Linked DNA regions of Homo sapiens: region 2 is linked to region 1. Evidence: chromatin contacts called from ENCODE Hi-C or POLR2A ChIA-PET data. All regions are on one chromosome and are shown on one strand. Each heading gives the region's core, a stretch centred on a gene start or an enhancer-like site at or near the end of the contact. The rest is flanking DNA. Distances are from core to core; before and after follow the strand shown. Region 1 holds the start of TBC1D23 (TBC1 domain family member 23). Region 2 holds the start of IFT57 (intraflagellar transport 57).

Region 1 (6,998 bases), core at 1,158-3,657:
AATAATACACCTTCCCATTTGGATGTGGGAACTACAATTAGATGCACAAATGCAAGCAGGGGACGCACTCCAAGATTTCATAATGAAATCTTCTCTAGTTCTTGAAAAGCATTTTTGTTTTGTTTTAAGCAGAGGTCCATTATTAGAATTTAACAAATTCTACTTGAGGGAGTGAGGCCCTGTCTCAGAAAAATAAAAATAAAATAATAATAAAGAAAAATGGTTTGGCCAACATGGCAAAACCCCGTCTCTACTAAAAATACAAAAATCAGCCGGCCGTGGTGGCACACGCCTGTGGTCCTGGCTACTTGGGAGGCTGAGACGGGAGAATCACTTGAACTTAGGAAGCAGAGGTTGCAGTGAACTGAGATCATGCCACTGTACTCCAGCCTGGGTGAGAGTGAGATTCTGTCTCAAAAAAAAAAAAAAAAAAAAAAAATCCGCTAGAAGACACTATCGCTAAACAATTTTGGTTGAAATCTTGTCCCCAATGGGTTATACATCACTAAGATATTGACCCTATCTAGAACTGGCTCCCTAATTTGTGAGGCCTAGTGCAAAATTAAAACCAGTGGCTCCTTGTTCCCAAATTATTAAGAATTTCAAGATGGCAACACCAGAGCATGAAATCAAGCACAGAGTTCTTCTAAGCATGTGGTCTCATGCTATTGCATAGACTACATGCCCATGAAGCTGGCTCTGGCTCCATTAAAGAACATAGAAGTCAGAACTTTCCACTTTATTTTGACAGAATAAAGAACTGTTTAAAAATGTCAAGTGACATATTTTTAATGGGAAAATATTTTACCAGAGACTATAAAGCAGTTGCTGATTTAATTATACTCAAAATGAATCATAATTGAGGACTAGAATCTTCTTAACCAGTGAGCAACTGCTTCTCATGTCAATGACTGAATAGGTTTTAAAACCATTTTCTGAAAAGTTTCTGAAAATCTACTGGCAACAATTGAAGGGACCCAGGGGAGGTCCTGAATATTAGAATGGTAATGTGACCTAGATTCACGTCTTTTATTCTTTTTGATAGAGGGCATCTACAGTCTCATTCTATGTTAAAAGAAATGTTCCCTAACAGAGAACTGAACATTACAGAGATCCGGGCCTTGGAAGTGGGTGCAGTACCATGCAGATCTGTATTATTTCCCTTTAGGGAAGAGAGTGAACATGTTTTTGGTTGTAAATGAGATAGCTGTACTGTTTTGTATCTATTTAAAACAAATAGTTTTTGAAACTATGAAACATTTTAGATACCTAAGTATAGACTCTATAAAGAACACTGGCCACCTATGTGGCCACCTTGGGGCCCTTAATAAATATTTAAAAATTCATGGAAACTCCTCCCTTTCCCTGAATGTAACTGCCATTCCGAGTTTTCTATATATCATTCTCCTGCATTTTAAACTCATATGGATCTATTTTAAATATATTGTCTTTTAAACACCAACTATAAATGATACCATACTTTACCTATCCGTCTGCAATCTGTTTTGCTCATTTAACAGCGTATTTTTCAGATGTATCCATATTGTTACATGCAGTTCTACTTCATCACTGTTGTTTTCAGGGCTTGCAAAAGCGTTTCTTTAGGTCCATCCTCCTGAGCGTGTGCTCACCCCAAGGCCCCGGCGGTGGCCAAGTGTCCGCCCATGCGGTGTAAAGGGGAAGTGGAACGCGTAGAGAAGGATTTTGGCAGCTCTGCTTGCCTGGAATTCCAGTCCTAGAATTCTAAATTCGGACTTGATCTTCCAGACTGTTAGGAAGATATATTTAAGGTAGGAGGCTAGAACGTATCTCCTTTAGTATATAGCTTCATTTACAACTTTTAAATATTCAGTCAAAAAGTATGTGGGCCTTCATTTACACTTTTGACGGGGCCTCACAAATAGGGGTGGTCTGCCCCTTTCCTTACGTCCCACTCTTTCTTCAAATTAAATTGCTACAGCAGGAAATTACTGAACTGTGGCTCTTCTCCTACGTCCGCCTTCCCTATGTCAATTCCCATTTCCCTTGCTTTCTCCAATAGTTAGGACTGTAAATTCTAACTTTGTTAATTTCGACGCCAAGCTGGAATGAAGACGCTAAGTGGACGCTAAAAAGACACGCTGTTTGTCACACAAGGCCTCCAACTGGGACGGCGTCCACCGCGCCCCGCCCCGCCCGCGGCACCGTGGCATCTTGGGACATGTAGTCTTTGGAGGGGCAGCTGCCTCCACCAAGTCTCCTCCCCCAAGACGCTGCCTTTCGGCCTCGGGACGCCGTGACGTTGCGTTCCTCCAGTCCCTTGCCACCTCCCTCTTTCTTCCCCTCTGGGGAAGCTCAGTGCTGGACTTCCGAAGACCTTTTACGACATTGAGTCTCGGAGTTGGTCTCAGCGCCGGATCCACTTTTCGGCAAAGTGACGTGGACGTCAACAGCAATGGCGGAAGGAGAAGATGTGCCGCCGCTGCCAACGTCGAGCGGCGACGGCTGGTGAGTGAAAGCCGGGGCTAATTTCCAATGCCCCTTTATTCTTCCTTCTCACCATCTTGCCGGTCCCCGAGGAGCCGTCTGGCGTCGGCATGGAACGGAGAGGCCGGTCCTAGGCGAAGTCCGGTGCCCTGCCCTACCCCTCTGCCAGCTGGGTGCCCCCTGCCTGCCTGGTTCTGCCCAAGGGACTGGGGCGGGACTCCCAAGGAGAGGGGTGTCATCCAGGTGCTGGGCCTCAGAACGGTCCTCCTGTGTCGTCTGTCAGTCTCCAAAGTGTGCTGGAGTGGGTGGCTTCAGGGCTGGGTTTGGCCGGAGTCCTGGCTGTGGGAGTTGGAGTAGGCTGAAGAAGGAAGTTTGTTGGATGCAGATCTGAGTCACTAAAATACAATGTGAAGAAAAGACGTTTTGAAATGACCACTGCGACCTTCGCCTGAGGGTTCAGAGGTTGACCCGAGGAGAATCCCTCCCACTTAGTTGGTATACTTTTTTTTATTCTGGCTGTTATCTCGTTTTGCATTCCAACAGTTTTCATCGTTCGTCTCCTTCACGCAAGTCATCTTTTCCCCTACTACCACATTTCTCACAGCTCGATTTCTGAGCTTTGGATGCAGTGTGGGACTTTGCTCTTACTGCACCCAAGCTGTTGCATGCTTACCTGATTTATACTCGGGATTGTGGGGGAAGACCGCCAATAATTTTTTGGTAAACTGCTCACCCAGTGTTAATCTTTGGGAAAGGCTTCTACTTTTGAAATAGTTGATCTCACGATACACTGTTAGGTTGTACAACATCATTTTTTAAAAAGGGACCTTTAGAGGCTTGTCTAAATTTTACAGTTGATCTAAGTGTATTGACCACATGTATTAGTTTTGGATTTGCTTGTTCGTTATATTGTATGTGTACAGCTCATGGGCACTTTAAAAATAATACAGGACATTGATAGACATCGACTTTAATCCCAGAGGAAAAAAATGGAAATCGTTGAAAGGGATAGATAATTAGTAATTAAGAAATTCAGCTCTCCATTAGCAGACATCAAACATTACCGTAGCGCTGGGCTCTCCAAGGTGTCAGAGGAAAACTTCATGGTGATCTAGATATAGTTTTTTTTTCTTCAACTTGCTTATGTTGGAGTTGGGAAGGTGTAACAAGGTAAAATTAATCTTATTCTTTGTGAGTGTGATTCAAAGTGTTACGAGAGGTTGGCGGTGGGGGCTGGGGCAGTTGGAGTCACTGGGGGAAAGCTTCATGAAAGCAGCAGTGTTTCAACTAGGCTTTGAAGAATAAGTAGGATTTAAGCCCCAGGGCTGTCTAATAGAAGCCACATATTGTAATTTAAAATTATGTAGTAGCAGCATTTAAAACTGAAAAGAAGGCTGGGCGCGGTGGCTCACGCCTGTAATCCCAGCACTTTGGGAGGCCGAGGCGGGCGGATCACTTGAAGTCAGGAGTTCCAGACCAGCCTGACCAACATGGTGAAACCCCGTCTCTACTAAGAATATAAAAATTAGCCGGGCGTGGTGGCGCGTGCCTGTAATCTCAGCTGCTTGGGAGGCTGAGGCAGGAGAATCGCTTGAACCCGGGAGGCAGAGGTTGCAGTGAGCCGAGATCGAGCCACTACTGTCCAGCCCGGCGGCAGTGTGAGGCTCGGTCTCAAAAAAAAAAAAAAAAAAAAAACACTAAAAAGAAACAGGTGAAATCAGTTTTAATAATCTATTTAACATATTTCAACATGTAATCATTGTTTAAAAAATTAGATAATTGTACATCTTTTTTGTGCCAAGTCTTCAAAATCCAATGTGCATTTTACAGCTACCTTATATTTCAATTTGGTCTAGCCACATTTCAGATATTAAATATCCACACATGGCTTGGAGCTAACATATTAGTGCAGAATCAGATTAAGAGATGGGAAAGGCCTCTGAATGGAGTAACTTTCATGCGCGTCCGTGTGAAGAGACCACCAAACAGACTTTGTGTGAGCAATAAAGCTTTTAATCACCTGGGTGCAGGCGGGCTGAGTCCGAAAAGAGAGTCAGCGAAGGGAGATAAGGGCGGGGCCGTTTTATAGGATTTGGGTAGATAAAGGAAAATTACAGTCGAAGGGGAGTTGTTCTCTGGCGGGCAGAGTGGGTGTCCCAAGGTGCTCAGTGGGGGAGCTTTTTGAGCCAGGATGAGCCAGGAAAAGGACTTTCACAAGGTAATGTCATCAGTTAAGGCAAGGACCGGCCATTTACACTTCTTTTCTGGTAGAATGTCATCAGTTAAGGCGGGGCAGGGCATATTCACTTCTTTTGTGATTCTTCAGTTACTTCAGGCCATCTGGGCGTATACGTGCAAGTCACAGGGGATGCGATGGCTTGGCTTGGGCTCAGAGGCCTGACAGTAACAGCATAAGCAAGGGCATAGACAAGACAACTAATTTGTTTTGAGAGTAAGAATGAGAACTACCTGGTTGGAGAGAAGTTGCAGAAAAATACGTCTTTTTGCTTCTGGTATCCTGCAAGAATGGCAAGAGAAAAAAGAAAAATAGATCTGGAAAAATAGTAAAAAAGTTTTTAACTAATTAAATGCACCTTTTAAGAATCAGTGACAGACATTACAACACTTTTCAGAAAGTGACCTAGCTGGTTATAGCCTGAAGTTTGCTGTTTTGGAACGGTGAATTGTGTCATAAACTGGCGGTAACCAGCTCATAGAGTGCCATGAGGGGAAATGTTTCCACAGTTAAGGTGCCTCTGGGGAGTTCTTAGGTTAGAGGGATTGTGAGAATCTCTGGTTCACATGGGCAGAGGACATGGAGTGAATGTTTACTAGAGACAGCATTTTTTCTCTTGTAGGATTGATGTATCTTTGGTGTGTCTTTGTATTTTTGCTGGTTTCATTTTCATGAATGGAGGAACCCTAACATGGTCGGTGATTTCTGTTTTCCCTCCATCCTCTTCTAATCTTTCTCCTTTTTATCCTGGCACTCTCATCAGCCCCCCAGAAGAGGATTTGAATAGGAAGACTTTGGGATTGGGAGCCAGAGGTTCAGTAAAGGCTCTGTTCTTAGAGTGCTTGGTGAATGGGTTATAGAATGGGGATGCTTTACTCTTGTTTTGTTTTGTTTTGTTGAAGAAACGAGGTCTCGCCATGTTGCCCAGGCTGGCCTCATACTCCTGAGTAGCTGGGGACTACAGGTGTGCCCCATCCATCCGGGTGTTCTACTCTGTCTTTCTCTCCCCTCCCCCTCCCTCCCTCTCTTTCTTTATCTCTCTTTCTTTTTGGAGTAAATGTTTTTATTTTAACTCTGTCAGATGGAATTTTTTCTAAAATGTATCATATATCTTACTGCCTAGCTCAAACTCATCTTAATGACTTGAGTCATTCAGTTTACAAATGTAAGTGTAATTTAAGGATAGAACTAGGTCTCTGTCCTCAGGGAATTTATGTTCTAGATACAGGAGGCATGTTTGAGAACATCGATTACTTTTGTGTTATTGTAATGTGGTGAGACTTTTAGGGCCTATCTAGACAAATTGTTGCTATGTTAAGTGACACAGCTATCCCTTTTTGAGATTGCTTTTTATAAGTTTTTCCTATTTTCTTTTTTTGTTGTCAGTGGTATCTCAATTTGTTCCTAGTCTGTGAAACTAAGCCATTGAACTTGTTGAAATTGTATATACATTCTTAAAAAGGCTCAGGATGGACCTTGAAGATCTTAAAAGTATGTGGACTCTATGACATTGTTTTTGCTGATTTTCAGTTATGTTCTAGTTCACTGCTTCTCAAAATTTAAACGTACATTGGAATTATCTGGGGAGCTTGTTAAAATGCTCTCCAGGTAACTGTGATTGTGATTCAATATATTTTGAGGTGGAACTTGAGAGTCTCTGTTTCTGACTAGCTGCTGGGGGTTGCCAATTCTGGTGGTTTATGGACCACACTTAAGTTAGCAGGGTTCTAGGTTATATATATATCAGAATGAGTAGGTCAGAGGAATTTGTATATGTCACATTGTATCACCTTACATGTTATACTAAAATATGTGTAATTACATGACTTATCATTGTTCTTTAGATAATGAACTTCTCAAGGGCAGTGGCTGATAAAAGGCAGGTGTCTCAGTAAATGTTTATTGAATGAATGTACGCATGAATGAAAACTTTCCTGTAATTATGTGCAATAGCATACTAAGCTGTCATTTCATATAAATTTCCTGACTCCAGTGTTTTTGTGAGCTGTGGAATTGTCTGTTGGTATAATGCTTATTCTTTATGGAAAGCCAAAGTAATCAGAAAATGCCTCAGCTTTCAAGCTCCCTGGGATTCAGCCATGTAAGCTCAAAGGGTGTGGTGAAATTCTTGTAAAAATGCTTATAGTTAGTTTTAAGTGATTTGAATTTAATTTTAAAAAATTAATATAAGTTATGAGAATCTGGATTTGTAAAATTAAACATGTTAAATTGTTACAGTGAAAAGATTGGTAATTACCCTCCTTGGTATTGAAGAAACTAGCACTGGATTTGAACA
Region 2 (6,998 bases), core at 1,321-3,820, 8.0 Mb after region 1:
AGAATTTTTGCCAAAATGATTTAAGTGTCAGTAATAATATGTAAGTACCTTATGAATGAAAATGGTAATCTGGAAGAACCTCAGAGTTTAAAAAAGACCTCAACGATTACTCATTATGCATTTTTACTGTTTCTAACCTATCACCTATGGTGAACATTTGTTTCTATGTTGGCTGCATATTCAATCACCTGAGGAGCTAATAAAAATACTGGTACTTGACCAAACATTGCTTCTTCCCTCATGAATGAATTAAATCAGAACTTCAGTGAAAGTAGGCCCAGTATGGGGTATATTTCAAAAGATTTCTACATGTTTATAAGGTGTAGTCAGGATTAAGAACCTGTGAATGTCACATCACCAGTCAAACATCTGTGGGCTCTTGCTTAATCCCCTAGTCTACTAAACACAGTTCTACGAGGATCAGTATGATTTATACCTAAACATTATAGGAATAAAACTCACTAGCAACAACATTCAAGTCAGTTTAATCAAAGATCTTATTTGTCTTGTTCATGTGTAGCTATCATTATTATGTTTACAATGTATTTACAACTATTATAACCATTGTCATAAAAATCTGTCGTGTACTCCTTCATGTTTCCCAAACTTTTTCCTGCAGGATAAATGTAAATGTTCTGGAAGATAACAGAAAGCTGGGAAGAAAAAAGGCCATGAAGTCCTTCCAGGTATATGCTCACTATCCTTTCAAAGCACCCACCCACCAAAAAGTCATCTTTTCCTTATCGGCAGATAACTCTTCTAGGGCAGAGGAATGAACACCAATAGATACTGTAAACCTAGGACAGTGGTTCCCAAACATTAGTGTCCATCAGAATCATCTGGAAGGCTTACTGAAACAGATGCTAGGCCCCATCCCTATAATTACTGAAAAGGTAGACCTGGGAAAGGGCCTGAGGAATTTCATTTCTAGTAAGTTCCCAGGTGATGCTGATGCTGTTGGTCTGGTGATCACATTTTGAGAACCATTGGACTAGGATATCCCCACACAAATCCATGATTCAAAGTATCCTGCTGAACCCCTGAGGACACAGTGCAAGAGATGACATCAACAGAACCTTAAGGACATTTTGTTTTCATTTTAAAAATATACTTGGAAAAAAATGCATTTTTATTAACATAGGAAATGTTGGTTGTCTATATTATCCTGATCAATTCACTTTAAGTAATAATCCCAGGACTACCTTTTCTAACATGGATCAAGCAACACTACTTTTTCCTTTATCTTTTCTCCGACCATGGACTAATTTAATATGAACAGTTTATATCAAGCCTACATATCTTTCAATTCAAGTTATTGGAAGACAGCAGTGGAATGAGATTAAAACTATCAAGGGAAATTATTTGAGCCTGGCTGTAGACATTAAGTACTATAGATTCTTAATACTGATTGCCTTTTATGGAATAAAATATACAAATGTAAGTATTAAAGTGAAAGAAAAGCTATAAAACTGATTTATCTGGCTACTGCTAAGCTACAGTGATTTGAGGAGAAGGTCCTAGCTGACCACTACCCTCAGCAAGTAATGGCATTGCTTTCAGGATATGTTGGACTTTTCCCCCACCGGAACAAGGGTAAAACTTTAGGTTCTATGATAGGGGGACAATTCAATAGTTGTCATTCGTCTTTTCCACTTTTCAGTTTCTGAGAGTATGGTTATTACAAAGGCAGAAGTCTTTTAAACCATAGCAAGTAGTTAACAAGTTTACTAACCGCATTTAAAGTGCTCCTTAACAGGATCCTAAGTACCCACGGTCCCCAGTTGTATGAACAGGGTCTTAAACAACAACAAAAAACCCCAAACTAGAAAAAAAGCCTTAAGTGATAATGGCATTCCTCTCTGGAGGCGAATTTTGGACGGTCTTATAATTTTTCTAGACATTTACTTGTGTTTTTCTGAGTTTTCTTCAATGAGTATTTGTTTCATCTTTACAATCAGAAAATATAGTTTGTGTTTTCTGGTAATGCGTGTGTGTTGGAAAAAAACAGGCAAGCTGTCTTCCGATCCTTTCTGCCGTTCCAAAACTTATTTATTCTCTCTACAAAAATACCAAGTCAGGGCTGCGTGAGCTCCACGGACCTCCCGGGAGTTTGGGGTGAAGTGCCCTTCCCTGGCTAGGAAGACGGAGGCAAGGAATTGCTAACCCGCTCTCACGAAACTGGTTCCCAGCAGGACCAAGGAGGGCATCTCCCTGGGGGCTAGCAGGCACCCGGGCGCTCGGGGACGCCGGCACCCACCTGGACGGGGCCTTCAGGTTGCTCTTCCGGAGGAACTCCTCCTCGTAGCGGAGCAGCTTCAGCTTCTCCACCAAGTCCTCCATCACCACGAACATGTGGTAGGCCGCGCCGGGCCCCCGCTCCAAGACCACTTCCCCGGTCCCTTCGCCACGGGACCTAGGCACCCCATCTTCCAAACCCGACGTCGTGACGACGGCCAGAGCAGCAGTCATCGCAGAACGGACAGAGTCCAGCGTGGGCTCAGGCCCACAGACCTCTGCGGCCTAAGCCGCCAGCCCTGCCGCCGCCAGTACAGCCACGACCGGTTACCAGGCGACCACCGGACAATCCGTCACCAGGGAAACTAGACTCCGCCTCCTTCCCTCCAATCAGGGCGGCTTTCCTGAATGACGTCACCTGTGGCCCTCTTCTTGCCCTGCCTCTGTGGAAATGGTGGTCGGGAAGCAGCCCCGCCCCTCATGGAGGCGTGGCGTTCGCGCCCCACTGCCGGCTGCGTCTTCTCCCTCGCTGAAAGTCTGAAGGGAGCCGGCTTACGTTTCTGCTCCGCTTGCCTAGTGAGTCTTGAGCTGGCTTGAGGTGTGTTGGACCTGGTGGTTGCTAAAAGCAATTAAGCGGGCATCTGGGTCAGCTAGTAGCTGTTAAAAAGATTAAAGGGAGGTGAAGACGTGTAGCACTGAAGGCTGCACTGGCTCACTGATACCTTTATTTTCTCAGAATTGAAAAGTTTTTCATAGTTGTAAAGATAGTCAATACCATAGGTTTCACTTTTACTGCAGGAACTTTCCAACGAGAGGTTTCTCTCGTTCTTTCTTTAATTTTATCTTTCTCTCACTAGGCAATGCTGCACTTAACAGTATATTGTAAAGCTTGAAGTACTGTATTACGTTGCCTGGCTGTTACTCCAGTGCTAGGAAAGTGGTTGGAAGGATGAGGAAGACAATGAACAAAAGGAGGCATTTGGAAGGATTTGTTTTACTTCAAAAACAAGAATACTAAGCTTCCATCCTGCTGCTTAATCTGTTTCAAACCCATTACATGTAGTATAAAGTGTTTGGGTACTTCGTTAAATCCAACAGAATAGAGATGGTCTTAAAAGGAATTTCCCTGCCCTAAAGCTCTAAGGGTGGCTAAAGATAGGGTGTTACTACTGTATTCTGCAGTTATTGACCTAGAAAATTTAAGAAAAGGTACATAACTGACCACAGAAATGGCCCAGCTTTACAGTTTTCAAAAGGCTTCTGTATTAGGCAATTTTCTTAACAGTTGCAAAAAATGAGGTAAGTGGTGGATGCCTGGCAGTTTTTGGGAAGAAAACTTAGTACAAGAGATTGAACATATGTTCATGTTTATAACGTGACTTTTAAGGGCTCTCTGATCTCTTGTATCTGCCACTACAAAATATAGAAGGGCTACATTTTTGGACAACTGAAATTTGAAATGTATCTACAATATCCTGTTTTTATTAGAAAAAATGAGAACACTTTTCATTGTAATCCGTCTACAGCTAACTTGTTTCTGATACTAATAAGGTTATCAAAGTGAAAAGTCAGAAGGGCAAATACCATTTTTTCATTAAAGAAAGGAAGTACATAAAATTACAGACTTATGTAGAGAATAACCTGAAGGGCAGCCCACTGAGAATTGCTTTTTAAATAAATAACATTGCTTGCCTACCACAAGTCATGAGCCAGCTGCTTTTAATAAAGTTGAGTGAGAAAATTGGATTTGATGTTACCCCACTACCAAATTGATCTTTCCTGGTCTTTGCCTTTTTGAAACAGTGATTCTCCCCGATAAGTCCATACCCCAACCACCACCACATGTGCAGCTTGGGGGTGTTATATGTATGTATAACAGTCACAGTAGTGTAAGATAGATGTATGGCTTTATAAGACTGAAAAATGAAAGCTTAGATATGTTTTGGGGTCCTAAGTTAACTAACAAGCAAACTGGGGCTTTTTACATGACTCTGAAAAAGCTCTCAGACTTTGGAAGTAAATTTATTACACTCAGGGAGGGAGATGTTCCTGCCAGGCATGCTGCCTACTTAAGATGTTCTGACATTTTCAGGAAGTTACGTAACACAGTATGAAATAGTCAAACGTTGCTTTTTAGCTGATAAATCCTCCAGCAACGTATGTATTTTAACTTGGGGGAAACAAAACGACTCCCAGGGTCTTAGCCATTTCCTTCCCAGGTAAAATACTGACACAGCCTGGCCTGAAAGCAGTATACAGAATAATTTCCCCCCTTAATTGTGAAGAAGAAAAAAACCCAAAAATATAAAGTATTTCCAGTAATTGTGGCACAAAGAGAACAAAAAAGCTAACTGTTCAATACTGCATGTTTCCCCAATAAAAAGTTTTAGAAAGAACACTGAAATTTCATTGTTTTGTAAAGCCCAGGGATTATTTTTGCTGATTCCTTGTTTACCTGTAATAGTTTGTAACACATCAAAAGATCTTTTCCTTGATAGTTTTCTTCGTGTGTGTGAAAATGCACTCAAATCCTCTTCTAGCTGTTTCAGCCACTTGGAAACTTTGGGGAATACAGTTGTATCAGGTTTTTTTTTGTTGTTTTGGTTTGCAGGACTAGTTTATTTGTTGACTAAGGAGTTAGAGCTTGAAGAGAATGAGCCATGTTCATTCTTCCTGTAAAATCTCAATTTCATCCCTGGTTTTACTGTATTCGCCACTATTAATAGCTGGCCTTCTGACTTTGACTTTTATTTCTTTCAAACTATCTGTGAGGTAATTGAAAGTAACTTTTTTTTTTTTTTTTTTTGAGACGGAGTCTTGCCCTGTCACCAGGCTGGAGTGTAATGGCACGATATTGGCTCACTGCAACCTCCGCCTCCTGGATTTAAGCGGTTCCCCTGCCTCAGCTTTTTAAAACTCGTGGATCTTTCTGTGAAACTCTGAAAACTAAATAGCATTCCAGGCCGGGCACGGTAGCTCATGCCTGTAATCCCAGCACTTTGGGAGGCTGAGGCAGGCGGATCATTTGAGGTCAGGAGTTCGAAACCAGCCTGGCCAACATGGTGAAACCCCCGTCTCTACTAAAAATACAAAAATTAGCCAGGCGTGGTGATGGGCGCCTGTAATCCCAGCTACTCAGGAGACTGAGGCAGGAGAATTGCTTGAACCCAGGAGGCAGAGGTTGCAGTGAGCAGAGATGGTGCCACTGCACTCCAGCCTGGGCAACAGAATGAGACTTTGTCTCAAAAAAAAAAAAGTATCCCAGTCAAAGCCAATTTAAGCTCAATGGATTTCCCTGAAAGGTGCTTAGCAAGGCTGGGGGTGAAAAGGAGGCAGATTCTAGAATGGAGGAAGGCTTTCCAGCTGCACCTTCAAATAGAAGAGCAAATCCTTCAGGCAAACTGGGTAGGCTTAAAGAACAAAGCTGTGCTGTGTTATAAATGGCTTAGTACCACCCATTTGGGTTGTTAAAAACTTAGAAAATCGCTAACTGAATAAATCTTCCTTGAAACTATAGAGAAGGAAAAACTTTTTCTGCCCTCTTTGGTTCAATAGCTGGGCCTGTGAATTAAATGAACATAAGACAAGTAAACAGGAAAAAAGCACACAAATTTTATTTAATATTTTTACATGCACATGGGAGCATTCAAAAGAAAAATGAAGCGGATAGGACCAACAGCTTATATGCCTTTTTTTTTTTTAAAGAAAACAAAGAATGATACATTTGTAGGGAAGTGACAAGACAAAGGAAAAGGGATTTAAGGTTGACAAACTGTAGACAAGTGACTAGGAAAAATATGGGTAAAATTAGTGGAAGATAAAGATTATTTTAATAGGTTTGTTTCTGCAGACCCATTTTAGCATTAATTTCCAGGCTCCCATCATAAAAATGTTATTTCCTGGTACAGGGATGGCTTCTTTCTCATGGGAAATTTTATGACTTGCTTTTAAGTAGGAAGGGGAAGGTCAGAGAGCCCTTCATATATCTGCTGTATCGCAGGTGCCTTCATATCACAATAATCAGTATGCAACAGCAGCATATTTTGGGGTGGCATGTTCTAAGCCCCATTCAACCTCATCAAAAGTGTCTGCCAAAAATCTAGAAGGAAAAAAATCATATTTATATGTAAATCTTTAAAAGCGGTGCCTCGTAAAGCAATTTACATTACCTCTTCAAAACTGCCCTATAGACCAGAACCAGTGCACTCAGACAAAAAGATAGGAGTAACTATTGCAGTTGCTGTGATTAATTAAAATATCCAAGAGAATCTACAGACATGCTATTAAGATAGCTCAGCAAGTTTGCCATATATGAGGTCCAAACTAAAAAGAGTTATTGGATGCATAGTATTCTATTGACTATTTTGAATTAAAAGCACTTAAAACCCCAAAAGTTACTGGAGATGATAGTTAGAAAAACAAACCTCATAATAAGCAACACACAGCACCCAGGAACAAACCTATCATTATCTTTATAGAGAGATTGTTAAACTTTACTGAAAGTTTTGGAAAAATTCAAATAGGAATACAATGTTTATAATGAGAAAAGTCAGCATATTTGCCCAATCTATAAATTTAGCATAATTTCAACTATAATTCCAGGAGGGCTATTCTGAAATTCATATGTAAGCATAAATTTTAAAGAAGTCTGAGGTAGGAATTACAATATATCAGATAGCAAGATTCCTAATAAAAGTATAAATTAATGATATTATCAGAATATATACAAAATAGCCTGAAAGCAGATGAGCATTCATATGGAA

What was found. A loop is a pair of places that touch in the nucleus more often than their neighbours do. ChIA-PET counts read pairs that join two places held with the same protein, here RNA polymerase II (POLR2A). Pooled maps may share reads with other maps.
Region 2: a loop to region 1 is called in a map of CD8-positive, alpha-beta T cell, with 9 times the contacts of the local background. The contact joins the promoter of IFT57 here to the promoter of TBC1D23 in region 1. A Hi-C loop is called at or near these places in 1 of 168 maps with a recorded cell type or tissue (CD8-positive, alpha-beta T cell) and 4 of 50 pooled maps. POLR2A ChIA-PET finds 5 or more read pairs at or near these places in 1 of 52 experiments (activated T-cell).

The regions. Positions count from the first base shown.
Region 1 is chr3:100,258,585-100,265,582 of GRCh38, forward strand. TBC1D23 (TBC1 domain family member 23) reads left to right here and starts at 2,408. Exons shown (of 19, transcript NM_001199198.3): 1 at 2,408-2,487. The coding sequence starts at 2,435. RefSeq lists enhancers at 1,812-2,480, 2,216-2,705, 2,481-3,149, 4,487-5,155.
Region 2 is chr3:108,219,854-108,226,851 of GRCh38, forward strand. IFT57 (intraflagellar transport 57) reads right to left here and starts at 2,571. Exons shown (of 11, transcript NM_018010.4): 1 at 2,258-2,571. The coding sequence starts at 2,469. LOC124909405 (a long non-coding RNA gene) reads left to right here and starts at 2,752. Exons shown (of 2, transcript XR_007095999.1): 1 at 2,752-2,833; 2 at 3,093-4,631. RefSeq lists an enhancer at 2,290-2,549 and a silencer at 2,485-2,778.